4 separate regions of the Homo sapiens genome follow, and regions 1, 2 and 3 are each linked to region 4. Evidence: chromatin loops called from intact Hi-C (ENCODE). Cell type or tissue: Caco-2. All regions are shown on one strand. Region 1 has its middle 88 kb from the start of FA2H. Region 2 overlaps FA2H (fatty acid 2-hydroxylase). Region 3 has its middle 54 kb from the start of FA2H. Region 4 holds the start of FA2H (fatty acid 2-hydroxylase).

Region 1 (8,000 bases), 88 kb before region 4:
TCAGCAGCACCTTGGCCTGCCAAACTATCCTTGAAAAACCCTAGGCTCTGAGATTTTGGAGAGACTGATTTAAGTAATAAAACCTCAGTCTGCTGTTCAACCAGCTCTGTGCCAATTAAATTCTTTCTCTATTACAGTTCCCCTGTCTTGATAAATGGGCTCTGTCTGGGCAGTAGGCAAATGAACCCGTTGGGTGGTTACGGCTGGAGAAGAGTTGGGCGGTCAGCGGTCGGCAGGGGCAGGAGGTTGGGAGGTGTGGCTATAAAAGGGCAGCACAAAGGACCCTTGTGGGGATGGGACCTTTTCATATGTTGATCGTGATGGTGAGTCCATACCTACACGTGATAAATTGCACAGAACTAAATACCCACAATGGAGTGCAAGTAAAACCGGGGAAATCTGAGGAAGATGGGTGGATTGTCTGAATGTCAATATCCTGAATGTGACACTGTACTGTAGTCTTGCAAGATGTTACCATTGGGGGAAACTGGGCAAAGCGTACACAGAGTGTCTGCCTGCCTGCCCACCCACCCCCTCCCTCCCTCCCTCCCTGCATGCTTGCTTCCTTTCTTCGTTTCTCCCTCCCCTCCCCTCCCCTCCCCTCCCCTCCCCTCCCCTCCCCTCCCCTCGCCTCCCCGCCCCTTTCCTTCCCTTCCCTTCCTTTCCCTTCCCTTCCCTTCTTTTTTTTTAGACAGTTTCGTTTTTGCTGCCCAGGCTGGAGTGCAATGGTGAGATCTCGGCTCACCACAACCTCCGCCTCCTGGGTTCAAGCGATTCTTCTACCTCAGCCTCCCCAGTAGCTAGGATTACAGGCATGCGCCGCCATGCCCAGCTAATTTTGTATTTTTAGTAGAGATGGGGTTTCTCCGTGTTGGTCAGGCTAGTCTCAAACTCCCAACCTCAGGTGATCCGCCTGCCTCGGCCTCCCAAAGTGCTGGGATTACAGGTGTGAGCCACTGTGCCTGGCTGTCTGTATTATTTCTTAAAACTGTATGTGAATCTACAATTCTCTCAAAATAAAAAGTGTAATTATTTTTTAAAAGCTGGATACTGTGGGCGAGGCATGGTGGCTCACGCCTGTAATCCCAGCACTTTGGGAGGCCGAGGTGGGTGGATCACGAGGTCAGGAGTTCCAGACCAGCCTGGCCGAGATGGTGAAACCCTATCTCTACTAAAAATACAAAAATTAGCCAGGCACAGTGGCAGGCGCCTGTAATCCCAGCTACTCGGGAGGCTTAGGCAGGAGAATCGCTTGAAACTGGGAGGCGGAGGTTGCAGTCAGCCGAGATCGCGCCGCTGCACTCTAGCCTGGGCAACAGAGCAAGACTCTGTCTCAAAAAAAAAAAAAAAAAAAAAAAGCTGGATACTGTGATTCACCACAGTTGGGTCTGATAAACAACTATGAACAACTCTGAATTTTGAACATCAGCTTAGCTATGCTAGACCCTCTCTGGACGTAACTGAAGACCGTTTCTTTTTTTTTTTTTTTTTTGAGACAGAGTCTCACTCTGTCGCCCAGGCTGGAGTGCAGTGGCGCAATCAGAGCTTACTGCAGCTTCTGCCTCCCGGGTTCAAGTGATTCTCCTGCCTCAGCTCCTGAGTAGCTGGGATTACAGGTGCCTGCCACCATGCCCAGCTAATTTTTGTATTTTTAGTAGAGATGGGGTTTTACTGTTTTGTGTTTTTAGTAGAGATGGGGTTTCACTGTGTTAGCCAGGCTGGTCTTGAGCTCCTGACCTCAAGTGTCCAGCTGGGCCTCCCAAAGGGCTGGCATTACAGGTGTGAGCCACACACCTGGCCAGTGGGACTTGTTTTAACGAATTGCACAGGGGCTTATAGACTCATTCCGTCCCACCTAGAGAGCAGGAATTGATCCTTAATTAGCACACTCACCCTCTGACACACACACCAACACCCCAGCTGCTGTGTCTTCTGGCAGAGCCATGCATGGTGTGTGCTCCCTTGCCTGACAAGCAAAGAAACTAGGAGCTCGTTGTGTGGGTCATGGTAAAAATTTTTGTGTTTCCTTTGAGTAAAGGGAGTAACAGTCGTGAGTGAAACTCTTTTTGATAAGGAGTAGCAACGGAGAGAAGGGGAAAGAATCAGATATTTAGCTGGTAGACTCAGTGGGACTGAGTTCAGGCCTGGTTTGCCACTACTAGAAGGGACTTCTGATGTTAAATAATGAGCATAAAGCGTATTAGTCTGTTTTCACCCTGCTGCAAGGAACCGCGTGAGATTGGGTAATTTATAAAGGAAAGAGGTTCAATTGACTCACAGTTCTGCATGGCTGGGGAGGCCTCAGGAAACTTACAATCATGGTGGAAGGAGAAGCAGGGACATCTTATGTGGTGGCAGGTGAGAGAGTGTGTGCGTAGGAGGAACTGTCAAACACAAAACCATGAGATCTCATGAGAACTCACTATCACGAGAACAGCGTGGGGGAAACTACCTCCACAATCCATTCACCTCCCACCAGGTCCCACTCTCCACACGTGGGGATTATGGGGATTAACAATTCAAGATGAGATTTGGGTGGGGACACAGAGCCAAGCCGTATCATCTAGTTTGTGTTCTGAGTTCTTTTTATATATTTCCCTTATGGTAGTGGTAATTATTTTCCAGTTACACTTGTGGTTGAAAAGCAATAGAACTTTCAGGAATAGCGGACAACCATGGTGTTCGCCATCACTTTGGAAATACACAACTCATCTCAGGGGACTGGTTATGTCTTCCCAAACCAGATATCAGAAAATCCCACTGCTGCCGTCAGGGAGAATGCCATCAGGGAGAATGCCTATTAGCATATGGGAAGGCCCATGGATAAGCTGTCTTCGCAGTGGGCTAACTGGAAAACGTAAGAAAACCGCAGCCACAGCCGGGCGCGGTGGCTCACGCCTGTAATCCCAGCACTTTGGGAGGCCGAGGTGGGTGGATCGCCTGAGGTCAGGAGTTTGAGACTGCCTGGCTAACATGGCAAAACCCCATCTCTACTAAAAATACAAAAAAATTAGCCGAGCATGGTGGTGCGTGCCTGAAATCCCAGGTACTCAGGAGGCTGAGGCAGGAGAATCACTTGAACCTGGGAGGCAGAAGTTGCACTGAGCCGAGATTGAGCCACTGCACTGCAGCCTGGGTGACAGAGCGGGACTCTGTCTCAAAAAAAAAACAAAGAAAGACATGAGGACCAAGCTCCTCTTCTATCATAAATATTTTTTCTCTGACAGCAACATAAATTACAACACAATCTCTAACTACTGACTTTATTTTGCTACGTGAATCCAAGATAAAATATAAAGGATGAAAAAAACAATGGAATAGAAATAGCAGCTCTTTTCTCACTGAACTCAGCTCTTTGCTGTCATAGGCCTGAATTGCCATTCGGGAGAGCATTTTCTCTCCCCCTTGGGTGCTTCCGGATTGAAAGTTCTTTCAGCATTAACTGGCCCAAGCTTCTGGTTGCTTGTGCAGTATAAATAGAGGATACGCTCTTTCTTGTTTTTCCCACAAAAAGCTTTGAAAGAGTTGGAAATCCCGTAAGAGACGGCTGCAAGAGCTCGGAGTGTAATTTTTAGAGCTGAAGGTGTAATTTTTAGAACATTGGTCTCTTCCTGAACATTGACATCTTTAAAGCTGAGAAATTATTAACACTAGGTGGCAGCAGAGACCTAGTGCAGGTGAGCGCGTCACCATCTGAAATGTAGATAAGGTTAAGGGTTAATTCAGTCTAGTCTACACTCACTTCTCTAGTTGTGAAATGAAAGATCAGCTCACTTATAATTCATTCTGGATTTGTTGATGCAATGATTGAGCAGACGTAACATCAGAAAAGCCGTTTGAAATCCTGCCTCTCACCTTGTTGGTCATGAATGTGTCTTACACATTATTGCTGAAATCAGAGCTCTGACATTAACATGAAATTACCTTTTTGTTTTTTTTTTTTTTGACCAGAGTTTCACTCTTGTTGCCCAGGCTGGAGTGCAATGGCGCAATCTCGGCTCACCGCAACCTCCACCTCCCGGGTTCAAGCAATTCTCCTGCCTCAGCCTCCAGAGTAGCTGGGATTACAGGCACACACCACCATGCTCAGCTAATTTTTTTGTATTTTTACTAGAGACTGGGTTTCTCCATGTTGGTCAGGCTGGTCTTGAACTCCCGACCTCAGGTGATCTGCCCGCCTCGGCCTCCCAAAGTGCTGGGATTACAGGCGTGAGCCACTGTGCCCGGCCTGAAATTACATTTTAAAATGAGAAACATAGTTACAGTGCACATATAAATAAGGAAGATGGATGTGGTCACATCAAATCCAGGAGCTTGGTCAGTAAGGTGGTAGGGGGACTCCAACAACATAGAGTCCAGCATTGGAGTTCAAAGGTGGAACTGAAGTAAGGAATAAAAGATAAAAAAAATAAAAACAATGAGCTGAAACCAGGTTCATGTCTTTCTGTGTATTTCACCGTTGACCTTCAAACCAGCCCCATCAGAGACACAGCTCATTTGACAGTTCTGTGAGAATAAAGCTCAGAGACTTTTGCCGCAGTTCGCAGGAAGAACAACAAAGCTAGGATTGGAACCCAGCTCTCCTATAGGTGAGCCTGACTTCTTTTGCTCTATCACGTTGCTTTAACGGCAAGAATGTGTAGCTACCATGGTGGGGACAGTTCACAGACTGTGTTTATCCTTCTATTTCAGATGGGTCAAAGCCAGAGAGCTGAGATAAGATAGGTAATTCATGTGCTGGATAATTGCATCGAATCCAGATGAAAAAAATCTCAACAAATGATGGTCGTAGATCCAGGCTGAAAAGACAAGTTTTACAAAGGGGGTGGGTGCGGTGGCTCATGCATGTAATCCTAGCACTTTGGGAGGCCGAGGTGGGCAGATCACCTGAGGTCAGAAGTTCGAGACCAGCCTGGCCAACATGGTGAAACCCAGTCTCTACTAAAAATACAAAAATTTGCTGGGCATGGTGATGCATGCCTGTAATTTCAGCTACTCGGGAGGCTCAGGCGGGAGAATCGTCTGAACCCAGGAGGCAGAGGTTGCAGTGAGCCAAGATTGCACCACTGCACTCCAGCCTGGGCGACAGAGCGAGACTCTGTCTCAAAAAAAAAAAAAAGGTTTTATGAAGGATGGATGCAAAGTCTCCAGTTGGTTGGAAGTAACTGTAGAAGTGCAGGATGAGGGCGTTCCCATGAAAAAGACCCAGAGGTTTTAGCGAACTGCTTGGTATGAAGCAACAATGTGCATTTATGATCAAAAAGGTCAATGAAATCTCATAGTTCACTGAATGGAGAGAGAAAAATAGCCCCATTTATTCTACTTTATTAACCCACTGGTGAATCATTGCGTTCAATTCTAGGACATTGTTAGAGGGACAGAGTTCAAAGGATGGGCAAGGTGGTAACAAATTTGAAAACTATATACAATGAAGAATTACTGGCCGGGTGTGGTGGCTCACGCCTGTAATCCCAGCACTTTGGGAGGCCGAGGCGGGTGGATCACCTGAGGTCAGGAGTTCGAGACCAGCCTGGCTAACGTGGAGAAACTCCATCTCTACTAAAACATACAAAAATTAGCTGGGCTTGGTGGCAGGCGCCTGTAATCCCAGCTACTCTGGAGGCTAAGGCAGGAGAATCACTTGAACCTGTGAGGCGGAAGTTGCAGTGAGCCAAGATGGCGCCATTGCACTCCAACCTGGGCGACAGAGCAAGACTCCGTCTCAAAAAAAAAAAAAAAAAAAAGAATTACTGCAAAATTGGAAAATTTTAACCTGGTAAAGGGAAGATATAGAGAAGATATGAAAAACTGACTTTTTTTTTTTTTAAGAGACAGGATCTCACTTTGTTGCCCAGGCTGGAGTGCAGTGGTGCAATCACAGCTCACTGTAGCCTTAAACTGGGCTCAAGTGATCCTCCCAAGTAGCTAGGTCTACAGGCATGTGCCACCATGCCTGGCTAATTTTTAAATTTTTTTGTAGAGAGAGGGTCTCGCTTTGTTGCCCAGGCTGCTCTCAAACTCCTGGCCTCAAGCAATCCTCCCACCTTGGCCTCCCAAACTGCCGTAATTGCAGGCATGAACCACCAAGTCTGGCCTGAAAAGCTGACTTTTAATGGCTAAAAGTAAATTAGATTTATTCTGTAGTTCCAGAAATCAAAAGTAGGATTAATGGAATCAAATTACAAGGATATAGATTTCAGCTCAGTTTAAGTGTAGCAGAAAAAAATAACTTGAATCAATCGATAGTACTGACTTTCACATATAATGGCTATAACATAACTCACCTGAGAGTATTTCTGTTTAGGGAAATAACCTTAATGAGCCTCTTTGGCTGTGCAAGGTGAGCTGCCTCTGGCTACAGTCAGAGGAGGAAGATACAAAAAATAAAGTCCAATTCTACTGCCTTGTAAGGTAGGAAGAGTTTTTGCTTTCCCCAGGGAGCTGTGGAAGGAAGGAAGAAACGTGAGGAGGGCTGGGGAAAGTCCAGGACTCACGGAGTGAAAAATTTGCCAAGGTGGGGAATGGCTATTTTCTCATTAAGTTTGAAATTATTTCCTGTTTGGTGCCATAATTACCCTCGACGACCATTAGCCCTTCAGAAAAATCTGCCAGACACAGTGACCTTGTCAGTGGTGTTTGGCGGGGGAAGTGACAGAAGAGGACTGGAGTTCATGGTGGATGAAGGGTCCCCGGAGAGAAGACGATGAACATGGACACTGAACTGTACGCAGTGGTGGCAGGCAAGTGGCTGCCTGGACGGACTGCTCAATACGGGGAACACTGGAGGAGGCCACCCACAATCTACCTTCCTTAGTTCTTAAAGATAAAGATGACTTCAGCAGGACGGGGGAGTTGAGGGTATCTAGATTACACTAGAGGAGACTTAAAATTGTCCAGTAATGAGGTAGTGAGCTCCCCCTCACTGGAAGAGTTCTCTTGCGAACATCTGTCAAAGCTGTCGTAGAGGGAATTCTTGCATTGGTTAAGAGGGTGCACCAATGAGCTGTAAAGATCCTTATGAAACCCGGGCACAGTGGCTCATGCCTGTGATACCAGCGCTTTGGAAGGCTGAGGTGAGAGGATTGCTTGACCCTGGAGCTTGAGATCAGCCTGGGTAACATAGGGAGACCGTGTCTCTAAGAAAAAAAAAAAAATACAGCTGGGCATGGTGGTGTACACCTGTGGTCCCAGCTACTCAGGAGGCTAAGGTGGGAGGATCACTTGAGCCCAGGAGGTCAAGGTTGCAGTGAGCCATGATCACACCACTGAACTGCCTGGGCAATAGAGTGAGACCCTATCTCCAAAAAATAAAATAAAAATTTTAAGATCCTTATGAAAGAAGCTGACCACCTTTCCTTTTACCTGCCTGATTATGTTCTATCATTCAAAGGTCAACTTTGGGTTGGCAAAAATTTCACGGTACTCAATAAATTAATATTTAAATCACTGACTATTTTTCAAAAGGCCTGATTCTACTTTTCCATCCAACCATTTAAGGAGTATCTATTCAGTTTCGGGCAATTATGCTACCCTTTATGGGGGCACACTTGTTAATTAGACATGATTCCTGCTCTTTTGTGATACATTTTTGTACGCACAAAACTTACGGGAATGAATTTTCTGGATCAGGAATTTGGAGCAGTGGGAATAGCATCTGTGAATCTGGAGACCTTTGTTCTCACTCCAGCTTTGCTGTGTGACTGAGAGAAGTTACAGAACCTCTGTCAATCTCCAGTTACTCATCCGTAAAATAAAAATGCAGAACTATTCCAGGTGTCGCAAACTCCAAAGCCTACGGGGTTCAGGCACGTAATGTAAGTACATGAAGCAAGCAGGTGTTATGATTTGTTTCATAACCACATTAAGTAGAATTCTCCAGGCAGGCACTTCGCATGTTAAGCATATTGCACTATTTTCTCTTCCTTAGAGAATTGCGTTCTCCATGGACAGAGAGAGGGGAACCACGGACATGGGCTTATTTGAGGGTGGAGGGTGGGAGG
Region 2 (8,000 bases), 66 kb after region 4:
GAGAAGCAGTTTGACGGACCTTGTGATTTGTACTGTTTGCTGCGGAGCTATTTAAAGATTTTGGAATAAATATACAAAACTACGGTTGTGAAATAAAAACTTAAATTGTATATTTTGAAAAATAAAACACTGAAAAGAAACCAACAAAAATGAGTTGTTCATCAGACTCCCTCGTGGTTGGGAAGGGGCAGTGGTGTGGGGAGGGATAGAGGGGCAGAGGATTGGTCCCCAGGGAGGGAGATTCTAGCCCTGACCAGGGTGGGTAGAATTGCTGGGGCATGGTGATGATTAAAAGCTGACCAACTCTCAGCTGGGCGCGATGGTGCATGCCTGTAATCCCAAGATTTTGGGAGGCCAAGGTGGGAGGATCGCTTGAGGCCAGATGTTCAAGACGAACCTGCCCAAAATAGCAAAACTCCATCTCTAAAAATAAAAGAAAACAAGACAAAAGAAAACAAAACAAAAGGAGAAAGCTGACTGACTCTTATTCTCTCACTCAGCTTTATTCTGTTTCTAAATTCTCTGCAGACAGCATCTCCTCTTATTGCCTGCACCTGGGATGCATTGTGCCCACAAACCACTTTGATCCGCCAATGGGGAGGGATCTCTTCTGGAGTTTATCTAACCCCAACTGAGCTTCCAGTCGACTTTCCTAAAACAGAGGGAGAAAGGCTCCAGCAACAAATGCCCATAGTGGGAACTAGAACCTCAAGCAGCTCAGTCTCGGTGAAACTGTTGCTTGTCTTTCTCTGCTGCCCTATCGGAACCACCTAGGAAGCTGTCGAAGTGCAGCTCCAGGGCCTCGCACTCAGGGTCTAGTTCAGTAGGTCCAGGGGGGTAGGCCCTGGACTCACCTGTCTGAGGACACGGAAGCGGAAGCAAGCTGATGTTGGGGAGCCTCGGAGGGAGCCCAGAACTCTGCTGTGTCTCCCTGCTCTGGCAGTCATAGGGGCAGCTTTATGCCTGCAGCTCCCAGCCCGAAGATAAGTAGGACCCGTCGGAGCCACCCATCACTCGAGTCCCTGAAGCCTGTCACCGGAACCCAGCCCGTCCAAGCAGCAGAACTCATAACCTTCATTTACTGATGGAGCTGAGCAGCTCACCCTAGACCATCACACCCAGGGGGAGGGAGGCAGAGGAAGAACACAGGAGGAGCTCCGCAAGTGTAAACACACATGGCCACAGCAGGAGAAAAAGCCTAAGGTGAGCAAGATTTAGCAAAAAAAAAAAAAAAATTGAAAATTTTCTTTAAGAAGAGTGAAACAGGCCGGGCGCAGTGGCTCACACCTGTAATCCTAGCATTTGGGAGGCCGAGGCAGGCGGATCACTTGAGGTCAGTAGTTCGAGACCAGCCTGCCCAACATGGTGAAACCCCATCTCTACTAAAAATGCAAAAATTAGCTGGGGGGCGTGGTGGCATGCACCTGTAATCCCAGCTACTCAGGAGGCTGAGGCAGGAGAATTGCTTGAACCTGGGAGGTGGAGGCTGCAGTGAACTGAGATTGTGCCACTGCACTCCAGCCTGGGCAACAGAGCAAGACTCCATCTCAAAACAAAACAAAACAAAACAAACAAACAAACAGTGAAACAGACGGGACATGGAAGCTTATGCCTATAATCCCAACACTTTAGGAGGCCAAGGCAGCCAGATCGCTTTAGGTCAGGAATTTGAGACCAGCCTGGGCAACACAGTGAGACCCCATCTCTACAAAAAATAAAGAAAATTACCTGAGTGTGGTGGTGCACACCTGTAGTCCCAGCTACTTGGGAGGCTGAGGTGGGAGGATCACTTGAGCCCAGGAGGTTGCGGCTGCAGTGAGCCGTGATCACACCACTGCATTCCAGCCTGGGCAACAGAGTGAGACCCTGTCTCAAAAAAAAAAAAAAAAAAAAAAAAAAAAAAAGGAAGTAAAACAAAACTAATAAGAAAGGCCAAAAAATAAAGTGAGTTTCTAGCATGGTAATGAGAAGATTTAGAAAAAAAGTGACAACACGAAACCAAGCCCACCTATTAATGAAAAGTCCAATTGGTGAAAATCTGACAGATTCTCCCAGAGCTCCCCATTGCACCGCTGTAACTGTCCAGTGGGGTTGGGAGTATCCACAAGGCCTTTTGGAGAGAGAGCAAGTCCCACCTCACAGGGACTTGAGAGTGCAGAAGTAATTGCCTGCATTTTCTTTCTTTTTTTTTTTTTAGACGGAGTCTCGCTCTGTCGCCCAGGCTGGAGTGCAGTGGCGCGATCTCGGCTCACTGCAACCTCCGCCTCCCGGGTTCACGCCATTCTCCCACCTCAGCCTCCCAAGTAACTGGGACTACAGGTGCGCGCCACCACACCTGATAATTTTTGTATTTTTAGTAGAGATGGAGTTTCACCATGTTGCACAGGCTGGTCTCAAACTCCTGTGCTCAGGCAGTCCTCCTACCTCAGCCTCCCAAAGTGCTGGGATTACAGGAGTGAGCCACCGCACCCGGCCATATTGCCTGCGTTTTCACAGCAGGGCAAAATACAGGAAGGCCACGAGGCCTGCAATCCCCAAGCAGTTAGTGCTCACGGAGCAGCCCCCACCTCAGTGAGCATCTAGGGGAGCTGGAGGATTTTGCCATCAAGTGTAAGAGTCAAAGATTAGATGTTAGAGCAAGCACAGGATATTATCAAAATGCCAACACATCTGGCCTGATGGGAAAAGCCTAGACCTGTGACGTGGGATTGTGTTTATTCCTGCAGTGGGAGAGACACTAAACCAAAAAAGTTTTATGTTTGCTCAGGGAGGTAGCTATTGATTTATTTATAGAGAGAGGTTCTCACTCTGTTGCCCACGCTAGGGTGCAGTGGCGCGATCATAGCTTACTGCAGTCTTGACCTCCCAGACTCAAGAGATCCTCCTACATCAGCCTCCCAAACAGCTGGGACCGCAGGCATGTGCCATCGTGCCCAGCTAATTTTTTAATTTTTCTAAGTAGAGACAGGGTCTCTCTATGTTACTCAGACTGATCTCGAACTCCTGGCCTCAAGCAATCCCCCCAGCTCAGCCTCCCATAGTGCTGGGATTACAGGCATGAGCCACAACACCCAGCCAAGAGGGCCATTTAAATTCTGATCAGCATAAAGTAAATCTGCAGATTGACTGACCCTCAGTGGCCCTACAAATTTGCCTCGCCTGATTCTCCAGGGATGACCCAGCTTCCATGGTCAAGAACAGACCAAAAAATAGCCATCATATTTATTTCTGGTATTGTGTTTGTATTTCCAGACATGCTGTCTTTGGGAGTTCCTTAGTTGATCTGAAGAACAGCCCTCTTAATTCTGCTCTGTTCCACTCCCCCGTTGGCTCTGACCTCTGATCTCTGCCTTTGAACTTTGTGTGATTTTTTATTGTGCCCAGCACAATGACCAACTTGTAACAGAGCCCAATAAATGCTTGTCTTGTCTGCATCAGATCTCAGACGGTAAGAATAACTGGGCCTTGCCTCTCCACCTGTTCCCGGCCTCTGCTGCCCTCTGGTGGCAGCATGCAGCCCTACTCCATTATTACTGCCCTCGCGGGGACTGTTTTGGAAGCAGGTATCTGTGATTTCAAAATTCTAGCCTTTCCCAATTTACCCGTTCTGTTGACTTACATTCTTGACTCATCTGCCATTTTTGAGAGGAAGTTGGAAATATGTATATGAATAGTTCTAACTTTCAAAAAAGCCATAATGGTTGCAAAATTTCAACTGGAGTTTTCTTTACAGTTAGGTGTTTTGCCCAAAGACCACACCAGGCTCCAATGAATAAATGTTATCTATAAAGAATGCCACAAGATGAATGTAAAATTTGGAAAATTCCAGGACTCTCATCTCATAAGTGTCTGTCCCATCTCAGACACCTATAGCGGAGAGGAAGAAATTTAAAAGAAGAAAAAAATTTTTGTTCTGGCAAAAGCAGTGGGGTTATATCTTCTTTTAGGTTCCCTAAAAATGGGATTACAGGCGTGGTGGCTCTTGCCTGTAATCCTAGCACTTTGGGAGGCCGAGACAGGCAGATCTCCTGAGGTTGGGAGTTTGAGACCAGCCTGACCAACATGGAGAAACCCCGTCTCTACTAAAAATACAAAATTAGCCGGGCGTGGTGGCCGATGCCTGTAATCCCAGCTACTTGGGAGGCTGAGGCAGGAGAATCTCTTGAACCCAGGAGGCGGAGGTTGTGGTGAGCTGAGATCGCACCACTGCACTCCAGCCTGGGCAGCAAGAACAAAATTCTGTCTCAAAAAAACAAACAAACAAACAAAAATCAAAACCTAAAACAAGCACATGGATGCAGGCAGTCTATTTGGGAGGTGATTGCAGAAATAAAGAGCGAGAACCAGGGAGGTCTAGAAAGGGAGAAGTTGGAGGAGCAGTGTAAGGTTGAGTATGTGAGGTTCTCCTACAGATTCTGTAAGGGCATCTTGAGAAGCACAGAGAAAATGTATCGGAATTGTCCAATAGGACAGGAGGCTGGAGCATTTATCACCAGCTTCCACTCCTATGGGTGAGGACTGTCTTCAGTGACATCGATTCACCCTCACTTAGGGACTTCCCAGCCATGCAAGCCAAGCAGATGCTGGCTTTGGCAAAAGTCCTTGGACAAAAGCAGGAACATAGAGGTATGCATTTGTAGTGGGATTCTATCAGTACAAGTTGAGTATGAGCTTGTTAGGCAGGAGCTAGCCACTGGAACTGTGGCTGAAATGAAAGCTGAGACAGAGTTCACACAGAACCTTCCACCGCAATTGAGGCTAAGACCAGAGGCAGACAGAGGGGGCATGATGAGGAGGAACAGATGTGTTTGCTACAGACCCCAAAGGGTCATATCCTCAATGTAAGAGTGAACCAAGAGGAAACCCACCTCCCCAGGGCACTGCAAGTGAAATCTCCTGCGTGGAGTGGGTAAAGGCTGAGGATGCAGAGCCACAAGGAGAGTCCTCACTGAGGTCTGAAGCCTGAATTCGTGCAAACCGGGTGATCTGAAACACCTCAAGCCAAAATTGTGATGTAAAATAGCCCGGTTGGTGGAGCCACAAGGCTCTCAGAGGAAGCAATTAAAATTGTTTTATGGAGAAATGTATCTTCAATTCAGGCCTCAAAAAAATCCCGCAGGTAAAATTCCAAAGACTAGCCAGGCACGGTGGCTTACGCCTGTAATCCCAGCACTTGGGGAGGCCAAGGCGGGCAGATCGCGAGGTCAGGAGTTCGAGACCAGCCTGGCCAATATGGTGAAACCCCATCTCTACTAAAAATATAAAAAGTAGCCAGGCATGGTGGTGCATGCCTGTAGTCCCAGCTACTCGGGAGGCTGAGGCGGGAGAATCGCTTGAACCAGGAAGGCGGAGGTTGCAGTAAGCCGAGGTTGCGGCAATGCGCTTCAACCTGGATGACAGAGTGAGGTCTTGAAAAAAAAAACATAAATAACTTAGGTAAATGTAATAGGATAAATGTCTATAAATGAACTTTTCATGTAATTTGAAATTTTGAAGTTATGTTAGGTTAAACAAAATAATAGATATTCGTTAAATGTCTGGGTCAATTTGTTTCATTAAAAAATAGTATTTTTTAATGAAATACAAGAACACATTATTTTTTATGAACCATATGAAAAATATTATTTTTTAATGAACAAAATTACTGAATATAAATACAAGTGTGTTCTTTGATGCTTACATTTTGTAAAAGATTACATTTATTGGGTCTATTAATACATCCAAAAATTTTATTATGGAAAAACATGTTTTTAAAAATTATGAAATGGGAGCCAGGAGGACTACTTGAAGCCAGTTCAAGACCAGCCTGGACGACATAGCAAGACCCTTTCTCTATGAAAAAATTTAAAGATTAGCCAGGTGTAGTGGTACACCACCTGTAGTGTTAGCTACTTCGGAGGCTGAGGCAAGAGCATCACTTGAGCCCAGGAGTTTGAGGTTGCAGTGAGCTATGATCACACCACGGCACTCCAGCCTGGGCAATAGAGCAAGACCTTGCCTGGGATAGTGACTCTTTCCTTCAACCTTTTCATCACCTCTTATAACTTTTTTTTCTCCAGTCTAACTCTGCCCTTATAGCCTGACACTGAAATGTTTATCTTAAAGGCCTGGAAGAACAATGCTTTCTTTCACTATACCTTGATTCTGTACTCTTGGCTACTCTTGATGTGTCTGAATTTTTGCCAGAAAACTTCCCATCCTGTTGCTAAGAATCACCTATTCCCCTTATCAAGGTACAAGTTTTCTTGTTTGTTTACTTTCTTCCTTTTTTTTTTTTTTTTTGAGATGGAGTCTTGCTCTGTCGCCCAGGCTGGAGTGCAGCGGTGTGATCTCGGCTGACCGCAACCTCCGCCTTCCGGTTTCAAGCGATTCCCCTGTCTCAGCCTCCCAAGTAGCTGGGACTACAGGCGTGCACCACCATGCCCAGCTAATTTTTTTGTATTTTAGTAGAGACGGGATTTCACCATGTTGGCTGGGATGGTCTCAATCTCCTGACCTCGTTATCCTCCTGCCTCAGCCTCCCAAAGTGCTGGGATTACAGGCATGAGCCACCATGCCTGGCCTACTTTCTTCTATAATACAGTGTACCCTCATAACCTTGGACACATTCTTCTTATGTCTGATTAAATTTTATTACTCTTTTCATCAGGTGTAACTTTCAGGTTATCTAAACAGCCTTCCTATAAAGAGAAGCAATCACAGTACAGGAAATTTTTCTTAATCTTTTTGGTAACTGGCCTTAAAAAAAAAAAACAAAGAATTTATGTTTTACCAAGACAATTTCCTATGTTGTCTTTATTAGGTTTCAGTTACTCAGGAAAACTGAGCTTTAAATTGGTTAAGGTTTTTACATCCATGTAACTTTCTGTATTGCTTTTTATTATTATTATTATTATTTTAGACAGGGTCTTGCTCTGTTGCCCAGGCTGGAGTGTGGTGGCATGGGCTCAAGTGATCCTCCCACCTCAGCCTCCCGAGTAGCCGGGACTACAGGCGCACACCACCATGCCTGGCTATTTTTTTGTATTTTTGGTAGAGACTAGGTTTCACCATGTTGGCCAGGCTGGTCTCGTATTCCTGGGCTCAAGTGATCTAACTGCCTCAGCCTCCCAAAGTGCTAGAATTATAGGCATGAGCCACTGCGCCCAGCTAGCCTCTGGATTCTTAAGGTATATTGGCTTGTAGTTTTCGTTTCTTGTGTCTTTATCTGGCTTTAGTATCAGAGTAATGCTGGTTTCTTAAAATGAGTTAGGAAGTGTTTCCTCCTCTCCTATTTTTGGAAGAGTTTGAGAATGATTGGTGGTAATTTATTTTTAAATGTTTGGTAGAAAACACCGCATGTTCTCACTCATAAGTGGGAGTTGAACAATGAGAACACATTGACGCAGGGAAGTGAACATCACCCACCAGGGCCTGTCAGGTGGTGGGGGCTAGGGAAGGGATAGCATTAGGAGAAATACCTAATGTAGGTGGCGGGTTGATGGGTGCAGGAAACCAGCATGGCACGTGTATACCTATGTAACAAAACTGCACATTCTGCACTGTACCCCAGGACTTAAAATATAATAAAAAAATATAATAAATACAATAAATAAAAGTCTCCAAGAAAGAAAAAAATGTTTGGTAGAATTTACTGTAAAACTATTAGGCCTGGACTTTACTTGTTTGGAGGAGTTTTGATTATTAATTCAATTTCTTTACTTGTTGTAGGTATGTTCAGATTTTCTATTTCTCATTGAGTGAATTAGGTAAATTTTGCGTGCCTGGGAATTTGTCCATATCCTCTAGGTTACCTAATTGGTTGGCAAACAATTGTTCATAGTTTTCTCTCATAGTCCTTTTTATTTCTGTAAGGTAGATAGTAAGGTCCCCACTTTCATTTCTGATTTAAGTTATTTTCATCTTCTTTTTGTTTTAGTTTAGCTAAGGATTCGTCAATTTTATTAATCTTTTCAAAGAACTAACTTTCAGTTTCATTGATTTTCTCTTTTCTGATCTTG
Region 3 (8,000 bases), 55 kb before region 4:
CGCGGTAGGTGGAGGTTGCAGTGAGCCGAGATCATGCCACTGCACTCCAGCCTGGGCAACAGAGCGAGACTTTGTCTTAAAAAAAAAAAAAAAAGAAAAAAAAAAAATTAGCTGGGCATGGTGGTGGGTACCTGTAATCCCAGCTACTCAGGAGGCTAAGGTGGGAGAATCACTTGAACACAGGATGCGGACTGGGACGTGGAGGTTGCAGTGAGCCAAGATCAAGCCACTGCACTCCAGCCTGGGCAACAGAGCAAGACTCTGTCTCAAAAAACAAAAACAAAAAAAACTATAGATTTTCAGCGAAAATCTATAGCATGCCCATAGCTCTCTGAGGTACCCATCATTGCTAACATTGATTGGGGTGATCCAGTGTATCAGGCATGATGCTGTCTGCTTGCCATACTTCATTTCATTATAGCCTCTGAAGGCATTACTATTATTAACTTCTCTTTACAAGTGAGAAGGTAACTAGAGGTTAAATGCCTTTTCAAGCTCACACAGCTTACACCTCACAGAACCAAGATTTATCTCCTGCTCATCTGACTCCGGGGAGCTTTGTCTTGATCATGTCTCTAGCACAGCGTTTATTATTCTGTGTTGGGTTTGGTTTATTTACTGTCTTTCTCTCCTTCAAGATGGGGCACTTTTCAAGGACAAGGTCAGTGCCATGCTTATTGAAATGTGTCATTGTTGTTTTTGGTTGCCAAGCCTCCAAACTTCCCTTCCTATCTATCTATCTATCTATCTATCTATCTATCTATCTATCTATCTAATCTATCTATATTTTTTTGAGACAGGATCTCACTCTGTCACCGAGGCTGGAACGCAGTGGCACAATCATGGCTCACTGTAGCCTCCATCTTCCTGGGCCCAAGTGATCCTCCTACCTTAGCCTCTGGAGTAGCTGGGGCTGCAGGTGCATGCCACCACGCTCAGCTAATTTTTGTATTTTTTTGTAGAGATTTTTTTTGTAGAGATTCTCGTTCTGTTGCTAAGGCTGGTCTGGTCTTGAACTCCTGGGCTCAAGCGATCCGCTTGCCTCCCAAAGTGCTGGGATTACAGGCACGAGTCACCGCGCCCAGCCTCCCTTCCTAAATTTGAGCTCCCCCACCACTGTATGTTTTCCCTCCCACCTTTGAAGTATGAAAGGATAAGAAACACCCTTTCCCTGTCTCAAGTGACCAGGGCGTGGACATGGGTCCTGGCTTGGCCAATCACTTTCTCCTTCCTGGGGCACAGAATCTTGAACAAGTGGCACAAAGACAAACAGTTGGGCATCATTCACAGGGATGGTGGTGTCCAGCAGAGGTACCCTGTGGTGGCATTGGTAGTAGCATCCTGACCAAATGGCTTCTGCTGAAAAATAGTGGTTATCTTCCTGTTCCCTAGTCCTCTGCCGCAGTCCTGTTTCCTGATCATTTTCCAAGCCCTTGACGCCCATCTGCTTCTTCCAGAATATTCCCTTTCTGTGTAGAGTTGTTTTCTGCGGCTTGAGGCCAAGAGTTATGACTAACATAGTCATCTTTGCATACCCAAAGCGTGGGGTGGTGCATTAGTAAATGTTTGTTGAAGGAACAAATAAATGAAAACTTTTAAGCGGTCAACATACCTTTTATAGAAGGAAAGACTAAAAGTGGGAAATAGGAGGAAAATCAATATGTTAGAATTGTAGAAAGTGGGGTGGAGAGGAAGTTTCCCATTAAATTTTTCTCCTTTTCACTTGCTAGGTGTGCTTGTAAGAAGCTCTGATAGGCAAGGCAGTGGTGGCTCACAGCTGTAATCCCAGCACTTTGGGAGGCCGAGGCAGACAGATCTCTTGAGCCCAGGAGTTTGAGACCAGCCTGGGCAATGTGGCGAAACTCCTTCTGTACAAAAACAAACAAACAAACAAAAAAAACATTAATTAGCCCGGTGTGGTAGTGTGTGCCTGTGGTCCCAGCTACTCAGGAGGCTGAGGTGGGAGGATCACTTGAGCCCAGGGATTTAAGGCTACAGTGAGCCATGATTGCACCACTGCACTCCAGCCTGGGCAATAGAGTGACACCCTGTCTCAAAAAAAAAAAAAAAAAAAATTCAGGGCATGGGAAATGAAATTTCATTCTTAGAAGTGTGATTAAAGAAAGGGATATCCCCCTGTGAAGTGTGAGGTGTAAGCCTTCAACTCTCTCGGGAGCTTCCTATGAATTCCACTGTGAGTCCTTCCACAACTGCTTTTCAAGCATGGTAACCCTCTCCCTGTCCAGGTCGTTAGTTATTCAGCACTCAGGGTGACATGCCTGCAGGAACCTGCCCCATGTGCCTGCTTCTGGCAACAGGGATGAAGAGCAAGGATTAGTGGGGCTCCATCTTTGATGACTCACACCAAGAGATTAAGAAAGGATAAATCCTGGGTCAGGCCATCAGCAAGATGTATTTTATGAAGTTAAGCTTCATTAATTCAGCACTGTGATAATCCAGAGGAAATCCAAGTAGACATTTGACTTCACACAAAATGCAAATCAATAAACGAACAGTGTGAGCAAGAATGCAGGAAAATCATTGAAACTTACACAGAAACAAAAGGTTCACCTCTCTAAAAACATACCACAGTAGCTCATTATAAATTATTCTTATGCATTCAAAGAAGTTGTTCTTCCTTGAATAATTATTTGATGGTCTAAACCAAGCTGGACTTTCTTAGTTTGGTTCTACACACTGTTTGTTTATATTTGCATCAGACCCGAGCTCAGTGGCTCACACCTGTAATTCCAACATTTTGGGAGGCCAAGGTGGGAGGATCGTTTGAGCCCAGGAGTTCAAGACCAACATGGGCAACATGGTGAAACCCCATCTCTATCAAAATTAGCCAGGTGTGGTGGCTCACACCTGTAATCCCAGCACTTTGGGAGGCCGAGGCGGGGAGATCGCTTGAGCCCAAGAGTTGGAGACCAGCCTGGGCAACGTGACAAAACTCCATCTCTACAAAAAATTAGCAAGCCATGGTGGTGTGTCCCTGTAGTCCCAGCTACTTGGAAAGCTGAAGTGGGAGGATCACCCGAGATCAGGAAGTTGAGGCTGCAGTGAGCTGTGATTGTGCCATTGTACTCCAGCCTGGGCAACAGAGCAAGACCCTGTCTCAAAAAATGAAATAAAATAATTTTTAAAATAACATTAAGAAATATGCTTGCATCAGTTGGGGGTCTCTAGAAGACAGGAGATACACTCAAGACTCTGCCTGCTGTTCATTCTCTTGATTAGAGAGAGACACAGAGATAGAGACAACAGAATCCATCGCACTTTTGCCCTTTGAACAGACTCCAAACTCCCTGCCTTAGCTAACAAGGCTGGGTCTGATTTATTAGAATGTTGCGCAAATCTCCTACTTATCTTCTCACGCTGCACGTTCTCTTCCCCAAGATCCTTGGTCTGCTTACTCAAACACATCTCCATTACTGCCTTTGTTTGTGTTAAATAGATATATTCTAATGTGCCATTTCAATTCTTTTGTCACTTCTATATGTTTTGAGTTGGTTGCCCCGGTAATTATAATGAACATCTTATTGGAATCTAGATCTGATTAATACATCTTTATGTCAGTATTACACAAAATCTTTATTCTCCCCTTCCTCCTTTGTGTCATTATTGTCTTACAGATTATATCTTTATAGATTATGTGCACATTAACACTGATTTATAATTTTGCTTTACACAATTGTCTTTTCAGATAAGAGATAGAGTTACAACAAAAACACATTAATACTGCCTTTTATGTTTAAGCAGTTTTCTTTACAAATGCTCTTATTTCTTCAAATGAATTCAAGTTACTACTGTCTAGAGTCTTCATTTCAGGCTAAAGGACTCTCTTAATATTTGTTATAGGGCAGGATTGCTAGTAATGAATCCTTTGAGGTTTTGTTTATCTGAGAACATCTTAATTTCTCCTTCATGTTTAAAAGATAGTTTTGTCAGATATAGAATTCTTAGTTGACAATGTTTTTTCTTTTGTCTGGCCTCTGTGGTTCCTAATGAGAAATCAGCTATTGATATTACAAGGCTCTTGTGAATGTAAAGAGTCAATTTTCTCTTGCTACTTTTGAGATTCTCGCTTTGTCTTTCAACAATCTGATTATGATGTGTCTTGGTGTGGTTCTTTTTCTGTTTATTCTACTTGGAGTTTGTTAGGCTTGGATGTGTAAATTTTAAACTGGGGCGTTTTCGGCTATTATTTCTTCAAAAATTATTTTTAAGACAAGGTCTTACTGTCACCAAGGCCGGTGCCATCTTGGCTCACTGCAACCTTTGCTTCCTGAGCTCAAGCAATCCTCCCACCTCAGCCTTCCAAGTAGCTGGGACCCCAAGTGTGCACTACCACCTCCAGCTAATTTTTGTATTTTTTTTTTAGAGATGGGGTTTTGCCATGTTGCCCAGGCTGCAAATATTCTTTTTGTTCCTTTCTATCCTTTTTTCTGGGTCTTATTATGTGTTTGTTGGGATACTTACGGTGTTCTACAGGTCTCCAAGGCTCTGCTCATTTTTCTTTCCATTCATTTTTCTTGCTTGTCCTCAGGCTGGATAGTCTCAATTGATCTATCTTCAGGTTGTCTGATTCTTTCTTCTGGCTACTCAAATCTGCTGTTGAGCTCCTCTAGTAAATTTTTCATTTCAGTTATTGTGCTTTTCCACTTCAGAAATTATATTTGGTTATTTTTATAATTTTATCTTTTGATAGTATCTATTTTATGAGACATTATTCTCAAACTTTTCTTTAGTTCATTGTAAATGCCTTCATTTATTTGAACATGTTGAAGGAAAATAATTGGAAATCTTTAGTAAGTCCAACATCTGGACTTCCTCAGGGACAATTTCTATTGATTATTTTTCCCTGTGTATGGATTATACTTTTTTGTTTATTTGTGTGTCTCATCTTTAAGTGAAAACTGGATATTTTAAGTAACATAATATGGCAACTCTGGAAATAAGATCTTTCTTCACTCTCCCACCAGATTTTGTTGTTGCTGCTATTCTTGTTAATTTGTTTAATGACATTTCTGAAGTAATTTTATAAAGTCTGTATTCCTTGGTTGTGTTAGCCACTGAAGCTTCTATGTGGTTTGTTTAGTGGTTAACTAGTGATTGGACAGAGACTTCCTTAAATAACTGGAACCAGTAAGTCTTTGTTAAGGGGTTTTGTGTGCATGTTGGAGTGTGCTTTCAATAATCAGTGGAGTGTACAATTGGCAACTCCACCTTAGCCTTCACTTCCCATTTGTGCAGAGCCTCAAAGTCAGCCAGAGGTGACAACCTAGGGATTTCTCATGTCATTCTTGAGCATGGACACAACTCTACACATGCCTGGCCTTCTAGATTCCTGGGAATATATCAGAGCTTATCAAAGCTCTCTGAAAATCTCATTCCCAGGCTTTTCCTCTTAAGCCTTTTTGTTAAGCCTGTTGTTTGACCTGGCTGTTATCCATGATCTCAGGCAGCCATGAAATCAAACAATTGCTTCTAAATGTTATTGACAAATGCACTTGGGGAAAAGGCCCCCCTCTACCCTACCACATGGGGCGAGCTCCAAGTCAGGTGAAATAAAGAAAGCTTTGCAAGTGGTTTTCCGGGGAACAACTAGATAGGTCAAATGATGAGAATTCTCTGGGAAATAGACTTCAAAGGTGCTCCAACCTCAGCCCCTTCTGGTGGCTGCCGGACCACTGGATTTCCTCATGAGTGCAAGCTGTTGGTTTTCAAGGTTACCATGGAGTTGGAGGGAAGGGGTTAAGACTGGAGCAAGTAAAAACACCACAATGCTAGCTGTCCTTACCAAGAGCCATTTTTCTTGAATAAATGCTTCCTGGATTGCTGCAACCATTTGGTTAATTTCTAGAATTCCAAAAAAAAGTTGATCCTGATGATTTTTGCCAGTTTTCTCACTGCCCTATGGAGAACAGAATTTTTGGAAGTTCTGTAGATTCTTAGGCCCCACCTCAAATATACTGAATCAATATTCCAGAGGGTTAGAGTGAAAAATCTGTATTTTTATAAGCATCTAAGTGATTTGTACCAAATCCTAAAATTTGAGAAACTGCTACTTAAAGTCATTGTTTGGTCGCCACATTTAAAAAATCAACCTTACTGAGCCAGCAAAACAACAGAATTTACATGATACCAGAAGTTTTAAGGCCTTTAGAATCTGCAGACAAGGATCATATCACTTTTTTCCTTGCTTTCTCTACCCCTTCCCAAAGCAAACAGAAAACATGCTAATCTTAGGAATCCCATGGCCAGATAGCATAGAAATTGCCACAAGAACTTGGGGTCCTTGCTTTCCCTAAACTGCTTCTGAACGACGCTGCTTGTGGCTAGTTCTATAGCACCCTGCAAGCTACTGGAGAAGGTTGAAGGTAATGCAGTTTGGCACATCTAAGCCAAAAATTCAGAACCATTTAAATCACATTGCAAAACATGGATAGAAGTCGAAACAGCCATTTCCTGTTCTGATCTCTGCTTGAAAAACAACAGCCTGCATAACTGGAAATCATAAATCAAATCAATAGGAAAGTAAATTACAGTCTTTTAACTTCTGAACTAAAAGTGGATAGATGGATGCAATCAAGCCCACACCTGATTTCTTAATAACATTTTAAGCAGCCAGTGATGTGGTGGTGGTGAGAATTCACTTGGCCAAAATGCATGCATATTTAGAGCTAAATCTTTATTAACTCACCCTGAAAGAAGGTACAGATAGGCTTCTATTTCAAAATGCCCTGTAATAGGAACCTGCTTTAGAAGGTGCATGTGGGGCTTTGGGGAAACCATGTGGAGGCGGTTTGTGGGAAAAGTTTCTGCCTAAGGCTTTCTGGCTTGGCTACCTCACTCAGTGGCTATGCAGCTTGGGGCTAGTTTCCTAATATCTCTAATCCTCAGTGTCTTCATGGGGAAAGTGAGTATCATAATGGTGTTTATTTACAGGACTGCTGGGAAGATTAAACACAATACTCCAGTGAATCCTTTAGCGGATCACCTAGGGTGGCAGAAGCACGAGGCAGGCAGAGCAGGCTGATTCTAATCGTTTGTGTCACAAGGATGTGGGTATAAAGGGCTCAGCATGATAACGACTGTATTTTGCAGATGCCCTAAGTCTGTGCTGCTCAATATGGTAGCCACTGAGCACTACAAATGTGGCTTATCTGGATTGAGATGTGCTGTAAGCGTAAAAGGAAACATGCACTGGGTTCTAAAGACTTACTACATTTAGGGCCGGGCACGGTGGCTCATGCCTGTAATCCCAGCACTTTGGGAGGCTGAGGCAGGTGGATCACCTGAGGTCAGGAGTTCGAGACCAGCCTGACCAACATGGCAAAACCCCGTTTCTGCTAAAAAATACAAAAATTAGCCTGGCATGATGGATTTGGCCTGTGATCCCAGCTACTTGGGAGGCTGAGGCAGGAGAATCGCTTGAACTCGGGAGGTGGAGGTTGCAGTGAGCTGAGATCATGTCACTGCACTCCAGCCTGGGCAACAGTGAGACTCCATCTCAAAAAAAAAAAAAAAAGTCTTCATTAAAAAATAAAATCAAATCTCTCACCATGATCTCAGGCAGCTGTGAAATCAAGCAATTGCTTCTAAATGTTATCGACAAATGCACTTGGGGAAAAGGCTCCCCCTACCTTACCCTATAGGGCGAGCTCCAAGTCAGGTGAAATAAGGTTTCTATAGTTTAGTGAAATGTAGTTTCTATATTGATTACATATTGCCTTGATCATATTTGGAGTATGTTGGGTTAAATGAAATATAGTATTAAAATTAATTTCACCTGTTTCTTCTTACCTTTTTAAATGTGGTTACAAGAAAATTTAAGTTTCTATGAGTCGCTTATGTTTTGTGGCTCCCACCTAATTTCTGGTACAATATACTTTATCAGCAGCATAAGAGGCGCCCATTTCCCCACATCCTTGCCAACACTTGTTATTATCTCTCTTTTTATTAGAACTGTGTCCAGGCCGGGTGTTGTGGCTCAT
Region 4 (8,000 bases):
TGAACTGGCCCAGCACAGATGCCTGGCCCCAGAAGGGCACAAATGGAGATGATCCTTAAAATATCTTTCCTGAAAGAGACAAAGCCAGCTGGATGGGTTAGCCTCTGTACCAGGAGCATTTGATTACAAATCATGAGTTCAAGTGGGATCCCCTGTGGCTGAGCAAGTAAAGCTGGGTGTGGCTTTTCTGCTTTTTGTTTTCTGTTTAAGAGATGGAGCTCACTCTGTTGCCCAGGCTGGAGTGCAGTGGTGCAGTCATAGGATACTGCAGCCTCAAACTCCTGGACTCAAGAGATCCTTTGGCCTCAGCCTCCCCAGTAGCTGGGACGATAAGCCTGCATCACTACAACTGGCTAATTTTTTAAATTATTTATTTATCCAATTATTTTTGAGATGGAGCCTCGCTCTGTCACACAGGCTGGAGTGCAGTGGTGCAATCTCCACTCACTGCAACATCTGACGCCTGGGTTCAAGCGATTCTCCAGCCTCAGTCTTCTAAGTAGCTGGGACTACAGGGGCATGCCACTGCGCCCGACTAATTTTCTTGTATTTTTAGTAGAGACAGGGTTTCACCATGTTCGCCAGGCTGGTCTCAAACTCCTGACCTCAGGGGATCTGCCTGCCTTGGCCTCCCAAAGTGCTAGGATTACAGGTGTGAGCCACCGCACCTGGCCTCAATTTTTTTTTTTTTTTTTTTTGAGACAGAGTTTCGCTCTTGTTGCCCAGGCTGGAGTGCAATGGCACAATCTCACTGCAACCTCTGCCTCCCGGGTTCAAATGATTCTCCTGCCTCAGCCTTCCTGAGTAGCTGAGATTACAGGCAGGCACCACCATGCCTGGCTAATTTTTTATTTTTAGTAGAGATAGAGTTTCTCCATGTTGGTCAGGCTGGTCTCAAACTCCCGACCTCAGGTGATCCGCCCACCTCGGCCTCCCAAAGTGCTGGGACTACAGGCATGAGCCACCGCGCCCGGCCTGGCCTCAATTTAAAAAAAAAATTTTTTTGTAGAGACGAGGTATTGCTTTGTTGCCCAGGCTGGTCTTGAACTCCTGGGCTCAAGCGATCCTCCTGCCTTGGCCTCCCAAAGGGTTGGGATTACAGGCATGAGCCACCATGTCCAACCAAGTTTTTCCTGTTCTAAACAAAACTGTGATGAACAAATTCAGTCCTCCTTTCCACACAGCATCACCCCCAGCCTTTACTCCTGTAGGCCCCTACTTCCCCTTCTGTAATGGAGACAGTGTTCTCTGTTCTCCCCTCAGGTCCTTCCCCAGGGCCCAGGATTAGAGTGAGGGAGTGAGGCACTAACCCTGAGAGCAAAATCTACAGGCATGCCAAAAAACAAACAAAAAAAAGTAACCAAGATAAATAATATTTTAATGCAGTATTGTAAAACTTCAAGATTAATGCAAAAAAATCCATGATGGACAAAATATCAAAATTTTAAATAAAAACAGGAGCTAACCCTGCACTTTCACATCCCTGTCTCAGGAATCCCTGGCCCTGGTTCCAATAAAACTTTATTTACAAAAACAGGTGGCCAATGCCACGCCCCCAACCCCACCCCTCACCCCTGTCTTTTGACAATGTGATTTTTTAAAACATTCTTAAATATTTTGTATTGCGGTAAAATATACATAATATAAATTTACCATTCCAACCATTTTCAGTGTACAGTTCAGTGGCATTAAGAACATTCACATTGTGCAACAAAATAATTTTTTTTTTGAGACAGAGTCTCTCTTTCTCGCCAGGCTGGAGTGTGGTGGGGCGTTCTCGGCTCACTGCAACCTCCAACTCCCAGATTCAAGCGATTCCCCTGCCTCAGCCTCCCAAGTAGCTAGGACTACAGATGCGTGCCTCCACAGCCAGCTAATTTTTGTATTTTTAGTAGAGATGGGGTTTCACTATGTTGGCCAAGATGGTCTCGATCTCTTGACCTCGTGATTCGCCCACCTCGGCCTCCCAAAGTGCTGGGATTACAGGTGTGAGTTACCGCACCCAGCCAACAATATAATTTTTTAAATATTACGTTCAGGTATTAGATATAGTGATGACTGAGTTTTGGGGTGCCCCATTAAATTTTGCCCTCGAACATTATTAAAAAGTCAAGAAACAGTAGATGTCTGCGTGTATGTAGTGAAAGGGGGATGCTTATGCTATGCACTGCTGGTGGGAATGTAAATTAGTACAACTTGTTTGGAAAACAGTACAGAGATTCTTTAACAAACTAAAAGTACACTTTGGGGCTGGGCGCGGTGGCTCACGCCTGTAATCCCAGCATTTTGGGAGGCTGCGGCGGGAGGATCACTAGAGGCCAGGAGTTCGAGACCAACCTGGCCAACATGGTGAAACCCCGTCTCTACTAAAAATACAAAAAAATTAGCCGGGCGTGGTGGCACGCGCCTATAGTCATAGCTACTCTGGAGGCTGAGGCAGGAGAATCGCTTGAACCCGGGAGGCGGAGGTAGCAGTGAGCTGAGATTGTGCCACTGCACTTCAGCCTGGGCAACAGAGTGAGACTCTGTCTCAAAAAAAAAAAAAAAAAGTGCACTATGGGAGGCCATGGCAGGCAAATCGCTTGAGCCCAGGAGTTTGAGACCATCCTGGGCAGCATGGTGAAACCTCGTCTCTACAAAAAATACAAAAATTAGCCAGGCGTAGTGGTGCATGCCTGTAGTGCCAGCTACTTGGGAGGCTGAGGTAAGAGGATTGCTTGAGCCCGGGAGGTCGAGGCTGCAGTGAACCAAGATCGCACCACTACTCTCCAGCCTGGGTGACAGAGTGAGACCTTGTCACGGGAAGGGAAGGGAAAGGAAGGGAAGGGGAGGGGAGGGGAGGGGAGGAGAGAAAAAGTAGATTCACCATTCGGTCCAGCAATCCCACCACTGGGTATCTACCCAAAGGAAAAGAGTCATTATATGAAAAAGACACTTGCACACGAATGTTTGTTTTTTGCAGCCCAATTCACAATCGAAAAGATATGGAACCAACTTAAATAACCATCAACCAATGAGTGGATAAAGAAAATGTAGTTGATATACACGATAGAATACTACTCAGCCATAAAAAGGAACGAAATGAAGTCTTTTGCAGCAACTTGCATGGAGCTGGAGGCCATTATTCTAAGTGAAAGTGATTCAGGAATGGAAAACCAAACACTGTATGTTCTCACTCATAAGTAGGAACTAAGCTATGAGGACGCAAAGGCATACAGAGTGATATAATGGACAATAGGGAGAATGGGAGGGGGTGTAACACACACACACACACAAAACCCTACACATTGGGTATAATGTACACTACTCGGGGGACAGGTGGACTAAAATCTCAGGACTTACCACTATACAATTCCTCCATGTAACCAAAAACCACTGGTACCCCAAAAGCTACTGAAATTTTAAAAACAAACAAATATTTGCACCCGAGGCGAGCACCTCATTCGCCTCTCGCTCTCTCGGGCACCTCCTGGAGCCAGAGGGTCCCATGCGGCCAGCTCCTCCGTGGAAGCAGTTGAAGTTATTCCAGCAGCGATCAGGCCACCGAGGATGTCCGCCCAGACAACCACCCGCGACGGGGAGACTCGCTCCGCCTGTGTCCGCCCACCCTCCTCCCGCGCGGGACACACCTGGCGGGCGCGGCACTCCCTGTCCGCGGCCACCTGGCGCGCAGCTCCCGGCGCCGGGCCCGCCCCTCGCGGCTCTGCCGGGGCTCCCGGCCGGCCAATGGGAGCGCGGTATGCAAATGAGCAGGTGCGGTGGCGGCCCGCCCGGAACGGCCGCGGGGCTCCCGGGATGTTAGAGGCGCTCAGGGTGGCAGCAGAGCAGACGCCGGGCTGCGCGCTGGGAGCTGCGGTCTCCGGCCATGGCCCCCGCTCCGCCCCCCGCCGCCTCCTTCTCGCCCTCCGAGGTCCAGCGGCGCCTGGCGGCCGGCGCGTGCTGGGTCCGCCGCGGGGCCCGCCTCTACGACCTCTCCAGCTTCGTGCGGCACCACCCGGGGGGCGAGCAGCTGCTGCGGGCCAGGGCGGGCCAGGACATCAGCGCCGACCTGGACGGGCCGCCGCACAGGCACTCGGCCAACGCGCGCCGCTGGCTGGAGCAGTACTACGTGGGAGAGCTCCGCGGGGAGCAGCAGGTACAGCCGGGCCGGGGCCCCCCACCCCAACCCAGGCCTCCGTCAGCCTTCCACTCCCGGGCGAGCCCCGTTCACTTGCCCTCTAGCAGGACCCAAGGTGACAGCTTCTGCCCTCCCTTCCCTCGCTTTCCCTCTCTTCTCTCCAGGCAACAGGTCACTGTCGTCCCCTCCAACCCCTCCTTCCTCTCTCCAGGAACTTGCTCTTCCTTTCCACCCTTACCGCCTGGCCCGCCTCCGTGCCAGCTCTCCCATTTCCCCAGCACCCCTCCTTCCAGCGTGTTCCTTCTGCAGCCCCTGCCCTCCGACAACCTGGATTCCCGTTTCTGTCCCCAGCCCCCCATACGCCTCGGCTTTCCTTCCTCTTCACTTATCGGCCTCTCCCTCTTTGCAACCACTCTCCGTTTCTGTTTGGATAATGGGCTCAACCTGTTCCCACCTCCCCATCCCACCTCACTTCTGCTTCAAAGAGGCACAGATCAGTAACTCTTCTCACTAGCTTGGGTTTCCTGGTGCCGCCCTGGCCTTGCCTGGGCCATGTCTGGGGTGGACTGTGTCCTCCAACCTCTCAGACCTTCCCTTATATTCTTGTCCTACACGCTGGCTTGGGACTCCAAAAGAGTGAAATGAAAGGCATGAGCCAGTTTTGCCAAGGAAAAGGGACCAGCACTTTGGACCAGACTGTGTGCTGAGCTGCACGCTTCTGTGCAGTACCAGCTCCCGATGGTATTTAAGTCCTTAACTCAACCTGGGGCAGGTTTTGTTATTCCCATTTCAGGATATGGAATCTGAGGCTCAGGGAGGCTCTGATTAATGCGCCTAAGGTCAAATAGCTAAATAGTGGGAAAGCCACATGTATCTGACTCCAAAATCAATGCTGGCTCCATCCCAAAAGTCTTCGGGTGGAGGAGACAGACCTAGTCCACAGGATTCCAGGTAGGCTCAGGCCAGAGGCAAAGCGACTCTCTTGATGTTCCCCAGGCCTGGCTCTGGGACTGGTATGGGGCCATCATGCTTAGATATACAGTAGTTCCCCCTTGTCCAAGGGGATACATTTCAAGACCCTCAGTGGATCCTTAAAACCACAGATAGTACCGAATCCTATATATGCTATGTTTTTTCCCATATATGCATATCTATGATAAAGTTAAATTTATAAATTAAGAACAATAGGAAGAGATTAACAACAACAATAATAGAATAGTTACAACAATATACTGTAATAAGAGCTATTTGTATGTGGTCCCTTTCTCTCAAAACATCTTATAGTACTGTACTCACTCTTCTTGTGATAATGTAAGATGATAACATGAGGCCAGGCAAAGTGGCTGACATCTGTAATCCTAGCACTTTGGGAGGCCGAGGTAAGAGGATCGCTCGAGCCCAGGAGTTCAAGACCAGCCTGGGCAACATAGGGAGACCTTGTGTCTACAAAAAATACCAAAATTAGCCGGGTGTGGTGGCATGTGGCTATAATTCTAGCTACTTGGGAGGCTAAGGTGGGAGGATCACCTGAGAGGTGGAGGCTGCAGTGAGCCATGATCATGCCACTGCACTCCAGCCTGAGCAACAGAGTGAGAGCTCACCTCAAAAAAAAAAAGATAATAAGATGCCTACATGATGGGTTGGAGTGAGGTGAATGACAGGTGTGGTGATGTGGCATTGGCTACTATTGAAAAGTAATTTAAAACTTATAAATTATTTCTGGAATTTTCCATTTAATTATGTTTTTGGACCCAGGTTGACCGTGGGTTACTGAAACCATGGAAAGTGAAACCGTGGATAAGGGGGACTCCTGAAAACCAACAATTGTCCCCTGCTTCTAACTCTTGCTTTCAAGATGAGCCCAGCAACTACTCTTAGATCTTTGGTTGAAAGGACTTAGCACCCACTGTTTCAGGTGGCTTTTCATTGGGTCATCCTGCCTAATTTCTCCATCATTTATTCAGTCATGGAACTGGTTCCTTAATGGGTTGACAGCACTGTGCTGGGTGTGGGGAGATATCAATGAACAAAACGAATTCGGTTCCTGTCTTCATGGAGCTAATGGGATAATGGGGAAGGAGAGGGAACACACAGATCACATGATAGTTGCTTAATTAATGGTGTATCAGAGTACGGATCTAGAGGGGAGGAGCATAGAGAGCCTTCTTGAGAAAGCGACATTGACACTGAGAGCTGATTGATAGGCTGGGCTTAGCCAGGTGGCATGTAGCAGGAAGAATATTTTGGGCAAAGGGAACAGCACGTGTGAAGGCTCTGGCAGGAAGAGCTTGACATAGTAAAAGACTGCAAATAAAACCAACGTGGCCAGAGGCTGATGGGCAAAGACAGGGATGTGGGGGGAGGCCAAAAGTCGGCCGGGGCCACATCACACGGGGCTTCGTAGGCTGTGGTCAGGATTTGGGACTTGACTCTAACAAAAATGGGAAGCCAGGTGAGCCCGGGAGGTGGAGGTTGCAGTGAGCCAAGATCACGCCACTGCACTTCAGCCTGGGCAATAGAGCAAGACTCCATCTTAAAAAAAAAAAAAAAAGGAAGCCAGGGAAGAGGTTCAGGCAGGGTTCATGGTCAGATTTGCATCTTTAGAAGAGGACGCTGGCTGCAGTTTCAAGGAGGAACAGAGACAGCCTAAGTGGGTGTGAGGAGATCAGGCAGGATGCTGCTGCATGGCTGCCACTGCAGTGGCTGTGACCATGGGGGGAAGGGGGATGAATTCGGGAGAGTCTCTAGACAATATGCTGGGACTCAGCATTGTGTGGTGAGGGCCCAGTTTAATCTGAGAGGTTGGTGTTTGGTGTCGGCTCATGCTGAAGGGTTTAGAAGAAGATATAAGAAAAACTGAGTGCAGGAGGCCAGGCACGGTGGCTCATACCTGTAATCCCAGGAATTTGGGAGGGTAAGGCGGGTGGATCACTTGAGGTCAGGGGTTTGAGACCAGTCTGGCCAACATGGTGAAACGCTGTCCCTACTAAAAATACAAAAAATTAGCCGGGTGTGGTTGTGCACTGGGTGTGGTGGTGCCCTCCCAGCTGCTTGGGAGGCTGAGGCAGGCTGATCACTTGAGGTCAGGAGTTCGACATCAGCCTGGGCAACACGGTAAAATCTTATCTCTGCTAAAAATACAAAAATTAGCTGGGCGTGGTGGTGCATGCCTGTAATCCCAGCTGCTCGGGAGGCTGAGGTAAGAGAATCGTTTGAACCCAGGAGGCAGAAGTTGCAGTGAGCTGAGATCGCACCACTGCATTCCAGTCTGGGTGACAGGTAAGATTTTGTCACAAAAAAATAGAAAAGGAAAAAGAAAAGAAAAGAAAAACTGAGTGCAGGAAATAAGAGAGGTTGAGACTGACAGGTTTGCGGTGGCTCATGGGCCCGCCCTGTGTTGTCACTGTATCCTCTAGAAAGGAGCCTTAGGGTGTGGCTCGTCCTCGCAACACCATCCTGAGTATGCTTACAGCCACCCCTGGCCAGCTGCCCTGGATGGTCCCACCTCCCAGCTCTGCTAACCACCTAGCACCATGGTTTGCCTTGTCTGATGCTTAGAGAGGGACCCAGGGACCCAGTCTCACATGTGCTTCTGACCTGTATGCTCATCTGTTGCCTAAGAGCCCGAGGGCGGGCCATGCTGCAGACATCCTTACTTCTGGGCCCCAACCTGAGCATGTGGAACAAAACTCAAAACAATGCATCTGCAGACGCATAGCCCAAACTTGACAATGGTCACACTAGCCCAGCCCTCCACTGGGCTGCCAGCTTCTGCCTTCAGAGTTCTAACCTAAGAACTAGTACAGGGTTGTCTTTAAATTGAGAGAGAGGAAGGCTGGGCACAGTGGCTCATGCTTATAATTCCAGCACTTTGGGAGGCCAA

Evidence for each region. Hi-C counts contacts between places; a loop is a spot of excess contacts. Peaks named below come from ENCODE experiments on the same cell type or tissue, not always from the same donor. Only the 100,000 strongest peaks of a DNase experiment are listed, where the experiment ranks them.
Region 1: it touches region 4 in a loop (9-fold over the local background); 2 of 110 quality-filtered maps call a loop at or near these places.
Region 2: a loop joins it to region 4, with 6 times the contacts of the local background. A loop is called at or near these places in 9 of 110 quality-filtered maps.
Region 3: it touches region 4 in a loop (2.6-fold over the local background); 6 of 110 quality-filtered maps call a loop at or near these places.

The regions. Positions count from the first base shown.
Region 1 is chr16:74,858,596-74,866,595 of GRCh38, reverse strand. No RefSeq gene overlaps it. Among named protein-coding and RNA genes, the nearest start is that of FA2H, 88 kb to the right of the region's middle. RefSeq lists a silencer at 91-385 and an enhancer at 3,479-3,618. In Caco-2, a CTCF peak has its summit at 3,691 (motif pointing right); a DNase peak (open chromatin) is centred at 3,675.
Region 2 is chr16:74,705,105-74,713,104 of GRCh38, reverse strand. It overlaps FA2H (fatty acid 2-hydroxylase), which reads left to right. Exons shown (of 7, transcript NM_024306.5): 7 at 1-136. Among named protein-coding and RNA genes, the nearest start is that of MLKL, 8.2 kb to the right of the region's middle. In Caco-2, a CTCF peak has its summit at 3,497 (motif pointing left); a DNase peak (open chromatin) is centred at 3,494.
Region 3 is chr16:74,825,171-74,833,170 of GRCh38, reverse strand. No RefSeq gene overlaps it. Among named protein-coding and RNA genes, the nearest start is that of FA2H, 54 kb to the right of the region's middle. In Caco-2, no CTCF peak of the experiment used is centred here; a DNase peak (open chromatin) is centred at 3,320.
Region 4 is chr16:74,770,621-74,778,620 of GRCh38, reverse strand. FA2H (fatty acid 2-hydroxylase) reads left to right here and starts at 3,801. Exons shown (of 7, transcript NM_024306.5): 1 at 3,801-4,135. The coding sequence starts at 3,866. RefSeq lists silencers at 3,495-3,554, 3,565-3,694, 3,705-4,074, 4,115-4,164 and enhancers at 6,455-6,744, 7,540-7,619. In Caco-2, a CTCF peak has its summit at 3,880; a DNase peak (open chromatin) is centred at 3,780; H3K4me3 peaks cover 1,918 bases.